Regions from separate parts of the Homo sapiens genome. Here region 2 is linked to region 1. The links are chromatin loops, found by intact Hi-C in ENCODE. Cell type or tissue: gastrocnemius medialis. All regions are shown on one strand. Links, peaks and the distances in the headings refer to the core of each region. The heading gives the core; the rest is flanking DNA.

What was found. Peaks named below come from ENCODE experiments on the same cell type or tissue, not always from the same donor. Only the 100,000 strongest peaks of a DNase experiment are listed, where the experiment ranks them.
Region 2: a loop joins it to region 1, with 3 times the contacts of the local background. A loop is called at or near these places in 4 of 110 quality-filtered maps.

The regions. Positions count from the first base shown.
Region 1 is chr9:22,616,263-22,619,183 of GRCh38, reverse strand. No RefSeq gene overlaps it. Among named protein-coding and RNA genes, the nearest start is that of LINC01239, 28 kb to the left of the region's middle. In gastrocnemius medialis, for the core only: no CTCF peak of the experiment used is centred there; no DNase peak of the experiment used is centred there; H3K27ac peaks cover 762 bases.
Region 2 is chr9:22,685,917-22,688,837 of GRCh38, reverse strand. The region is part of intron 3 of LINC01239 (long intergenic non-protein coding RNA 1239); the gene reads right to left. All of the region lies in intron 1 of LOC107987054 (LINE-1 retrotransposable element ORF2 protein-like), which reads left to right. Among named protein-coding and RNA genes, the nearest start is that of LINC01239, 41 kb to the right of the region's middle. In gastrocnemius medialis, for the core only: no CTCF peak of the experiment used is centred there; no DNase peak of the experiment used is centred there.

The DNA.
Region 1 (2,921 bases), core at 205-2,704:
TCATCCCTCTGGCATTTTTCCTCCTTGGTGTTATATATTTGAAATGGATCTGCATCTCCTCTCAGTCAAAACACTCCAGTCAAGGAATGGCATACAGGGCTCCTCATCTTGGATATAACTCCAAATTTTAATAAAAGATAAACCCAGTTCCATCATTTTTCCTGAAGACCCAGGGAAAGTACAAGGGAAAAGCATTATTCCTCCACAATATTGTCCTGTCCCAGCTCTTCTTCTTTGAAAATGAGATTCTTTTTCCCTTTATTTAACCCATCTTAAGAGAAAAGATAGAGTAAAATGCAGGAGTTCTACTGGACTACCCCTGCTCTGCAAACTCTATGTTGGGATGGATCTCTAGCATTTCTATTTTAAATCCCCAAACACCTAAATATCAGCACCTCCATAGCACATCCTTCCCATTAAGTGATATCTGGAAATTATTTTTAAAACCTGGCTTAATCTTTCCCTCAAGAACAAATTCACCAAGTTGACAAAGTTATGACTTATTAAAATGAACACGAAATACCTTACACACCACAGCATAATAGATTTTTGTGCTGCTGTTCATATTACTCTTGTCTTATTTCAATTACAGTCTAGTACTTTACCATAATTACCTAAGTAGCTGAAATAATACATAGGACTAAACAAAGATCCCACTTCCAATATTATTGAAATGTACATAATTACAAATATCTTTGAAACTGTCAAAATGCTACATCTGACAAGGAATTACAGTTTCATTTGTTTCAGAGCGAACATGTTTGTGAAATTAAGAAAACACTCAATAATGGAGATCAAGCTTAAAATGTTGTGGCAATCCTGCATATTAAACACAGAAAAGACATGGGGAGCTGAAAATACACTATTTTACCCTTGCTTTTATTCTCATATATTTTTACTGTTAATAAGCATTTATTATATTCAAATTCAAGTGCACCCTAAAAGAATTATATAAATGATTAATTTATTAAACCATTGTTTAATAAGAATTTTAATAAGACTTTTTCATTAAAGCTTTTTAATTGAAACAAGGGAAATGGAAGAGAAGCTGAAGAATATTTACAAAAATACCTCAAATAATAAAATTTGAAAGGCATGCTTCATTACTAGGACATTTATCTTTAGAGGAACAGCTAAAATATTAGACAGAGCTTCAAGCATGGTAGAAGAGGGAGGAGGAATCACTCCTTCCAGCACTAGCAGGCTTCTAGCTTTCTCATGCTTCTCTTGAAATAATTCTCCATGCATAAAAGAAACAGAATGGAACTGCTATAAGTAATAGTGCTGTTTGACCATCATGAATGTGGCCTCCTTTCAAGCATGGCTCAGGTCTTACCCATGCCTGAGAAGATTTTCTTAGCTGGGAATTATCTGGTTGCATGGAAGAGAAATAAAGTTATACCAACAAAGTTAAATGGCAGGGAGAGAAGGAGTTGTTGGAAAATTGCAGGAAAATCTCAATGAACCCCAGAAAAAGAGAGCAAATTAGGAATTTAAAATTAGCTGGAACTAAAGTAGCAACTCTCAGGAGCTAAAGGGTCTTATTTTTCTGCTTTTCTCTAAATGTTTCTACTTTATTGTCTTTCTTTCTATATAACAGCTTTTTCTGATCTACTTTCTTATGAGGAACCACTGGCTATGTCAACCACAGCTTGCTTAAGTGTTCTAAAAAGAATGACCAGAGTAACTGCGCCTCAGATCCAAATTCCTGGGAAAAGAAGCTAATTGGGCACTTTCAAGCCAAAGGTAAACTCCTGCTGGATTAGCTGTGGTCAGGGAGTCTAAGTCATTTAGTACTAATGTTGTCCTTCCTAAGACTAACAGGGAAATTTGAGCTGGGCTGAATATTTGACCTAGTTTCTACCACAGGCTGTAGCTAAAAGAGCACCACGGATTTCATGTTAGCCAGGGCCCCCATAACCCAGCTCCAAGAGAGCTAGAACCTTGCCTCACTCTATCTGTATAGAGATTCATCTGTACATCTAACTTTGTTCCCAGACTATTGACTGGTTGACATTTTACCAATTATAGTGACCAAGAAAATTGTTTTCAGAAAAGACTTTATCCAATAAATTCTTAATTTTGACATCTTTTAGCATGGGGTTAGAGTGCCACCTATATCAGTAAGCATTTCGTTAACAGGCCTTAATTTTGGCTGCCAGATTTACTTTACCCATAGTTCCAAATCCCTCAACTAGCTCTATGCACACCAAGACAAAAACAAAATGCTAAATAATCAGAAATCAAGGAGTATCGCCATTCTTTGAATTCTAATTCTGATACAGATTTTCTTAAGAATTTGTACATCTCCCCCTCTTCTTCTTCCCTCTTCCCTTTCATTCTCTTCTCTTCTCTCCCCTCCGTTGCAGTCCAAAGGCCATTCAGTGGATCCAAGGAAAGTAGGCACCCACATCCTAGGGAGGTCACAGTAGCCTAGCCTGGGATGCTGGAACCCAAGAGGGATGACTATGACGTCTGTGGTACAGAGCTCTGAAGAGAAAAGTGAGTGGGTATCCTTACAGAAGGGCACCCTAAGGTGGGTTTTCAGAGCCCAAGCAAGTGGTGAGCATTCCCACTCAAAGGGCAATAGTGCAAGCAGCCTGATGTTCAGAGCATGAATGAGGTAAGGAGAGTGTTCACTCAAGTGGAGAGGTAATGTAAGGCTTTGGCGCAGAGTGCCAGCGCTTAAGCAAGGTGAGGGAGCATTTAGGTGTAAGGTGACGTGGATGAAGCAGTGGCAATGGCAGTTACAATAATTGCTTGAATATGTAACCAAAATGAAAACTGGATCAAGTAAACAACAATATTAAGGATAATGGGAATCAAGTTTCTCATTGTCAAAAAAGGGAGAAAATGAGAATTAATCCCGTTGTGTTGGATTTAAATTGCAGATATTGGAGTCAACTCATGGTTTAAAACAT
Region 2 (2,921 bases), core at 278-2,777, 70 kb before region 1:
ATTATCTTCATTTGACATTCTATGTGAAAACATTCTACATTGTACATGTTTCATTGCACATTCTAAATTAATGTTTAGATATTTCAGGTAATTTTCCCACATGGCCAGCAAATAGTAAAGCTAGGGTAAGACTCGAAGCAGTCTGACTACAACTTCTGACCTCCTGTTGCTCTACCACTTCCAATAGCGGTGGTGATCGTATACCATTTATCACACATTCCAAGGCACAATAAGGCAGCAGTATGTTTTTTATTGGATTGGTGAGTAATTTTTTAAATGTACGTGCATAACATGGCAGAAAATACTATAGCAGGATAGGAATAAGGAAAAAAAAAAAGAGAAGGGAGGGAAGAAAACAATCTTTTATACTGAACCCACTATAATTTAGTTAAATAGTTTTCAAAGCTCCAATTGTCTCCAGAATTGGTTCCTTCCGGTGGGTTCTTGGTCTCACTGACTTCAAGAATGAAGCCGCTGACCCTCGCAGTGAGTGTTACAGTTCTTAAGGACGGTGTGTCTGGAGTGTTTTCTCCTTCAGATATTCAGATGTGTCCCGAGTTTCTTCCTTCTGGTGGGTTCACGGTCTTGCTGACTTCAGGAGTGAAGTTGCAGACTTTCGCAAGTGATTGTCACAGCTCTTAAAGGTGGTGTGTCCAGAGTTGTTTGTTCCTCCCGGTGGGTTCCTGGTCTCGCAGACTTCAGGAATGAAGCCGCAGACCCTCGTGTTGAGTGTTACAGCTCATAAAGGTAGTGCGGACCCAAAGAGTGAGCAGCAGCAAGATTTATCATGAACAGCAAAAGAACAAAGCTTCCACAGAGCGGAAGGCTACCCGAGAGGATTGCCGCTGCTAGCTTGCGTGGCCAGCTTTTATTCCCTTATTTGGCCCCGTCCACGTCCTGCTGATTGGTCCATTTTACAGAGCGCTGATTGGTCCATTTTACAGAGTGCTGATTGGTGCGTTTATTTTAGCTAGACACAGAGCGCTGATTGGTGCGTTTTTACAGAGTGGTGATTGGTGCATTTACAATCCTTTAGCTAGACACAGAGTGCTGATTTGTGCATTTTTACAGAGTACTGAATGGTGCCTTTACAATCCTTTAGCTAGACACAGAGTGCTGATTGGTGCATTTTTCCAGAGTGCTGATTGGTGCATTTATAATCCTCTAGCCAGACAGAAAAGTTCTCCAACTCCCCACTTGACCCAGGAAGTCCAGCTGGCTTCACCTCTCACAATCATTTGGTGGTTACTGTCTAGAGGTCTCACCTGAAGATGTGGAAGTTCCACTAAAACTTAGGGGGAAAAGTCATTGATATATTAATAGTTTAGGGGTGCAGGGTACAAGGAATCATATTAGCACATATTCCATGTAGATGGCATATTCTTAAGGATGACATGCTAGGACTTTCACATATGCTACTTCAAAAAGTTAGCATAATTCCCTGAAAGATAGGTTTAATTATTTCAGATAAGGAAAATAAATAAAGTCATTAAAGCTTTGGTCTCTTCTTACATACAACATAATGATTGAATAAGAAAGTAGTAGCAAACCAATTGGAAAATGCCTAATTACACTTTTAAACGGGACAAGTGAGTATGTGACTATCCTAGAAGTTCCAGAGGGTTATACTATCTAATAATAATCTCTCTCATCATCTATTTTTGTAGCTATTCCCCTTTCTGACCCTAACACATAGTCTTGGTCTCAGGAAACTGAGTCCAATATCAGGTAGATGCATTTCAGCCTCCAGGAAAGCATAGAGAAGATCAAAATGAAAGTATTTGCTGCCTTTTCCCCCTCGCAAAGAAAATACCTTTTTTTTTTTTTCTTGTGAGATGCTCGCTCTGTCACCCAGGTTGGAGTACAGTGGCGCAATCTCGGCTCACTGCAACCTCCACCTCCCGAGTTCAAGGGATTATCCTGACTCAGCCTCCCAAGTAGCTGGGATTACAGGTATGTGCCACCACACCTGGCTAATTTTTGTACTTTTAGTAATGATGGGGTTTCGCCATATTGGACAGGCTGGTCTTGAACTCCTGGACTCGAGCAATCCACCCGACTTGGCTTCCCAAAGTGCTGAGAATACAGGTGTGAGCCACTGCGCCTGACCACAAAGAACAAAAGAACATCTTCTAGGAGATAAATCCTGTCATCTGGCGGGAGCTGTTCTGACAAAGAACCCCTGGTGTACAGTTTTATAATAAAATAGTAGTGTTTTCCAGGTTACTAGATATCCAGAGTCAGACACTTTATAAACTTGCAAACATTTTCTGTATGTGCTCCATAGGACTTCAGACCTTAGAAGTATTACTTAGTGCCTATATAAAACACCTTCTATTTTTGGTTCAATAAATGGTCACGTATTTCAGGGTAATCATCTCCTTGCTGCCAGAAACACAAATCTTAGGGAAGTAGATTTTGCCAAAGTGGAACACTTTCCTTCCCACCACTATCCTTTAGTACTCAGTAATCCTGAGCACCAGGGGTATAACTGAGCAATTAACTCCTGACAATGGTATAAATGTAGGCTTGTTAAAACAAGTATTATTAATATTCCCTCAGGTTATCACCCTGGCCTAATTTACTGAACCATAAAGTACAATAAGACACAGACCTGTAATTTTGTGGTTCACATAAAATGCCCAAGGAAAGAGACAGAGTGGGAAAAAAAAACGAAAAAGAGAAAGAGAAAGAAACCCACAAACACAGTGTAAGAGCCCAATAAAATGAATTGTATTAATCATACATTAAATAGCTGAGACTTTGCATTTTATTTTACAACCAATAACTGCAACAATAGTTAATGATTGTGATAACTCATTATAGGCCAAGATGACATATTTATAATAGACTGGTAATTAAAATTCCAGAAGCCGCAACTCTTGCCTATCTCTGGCTTTTATTTATTTTTATTTATTTTT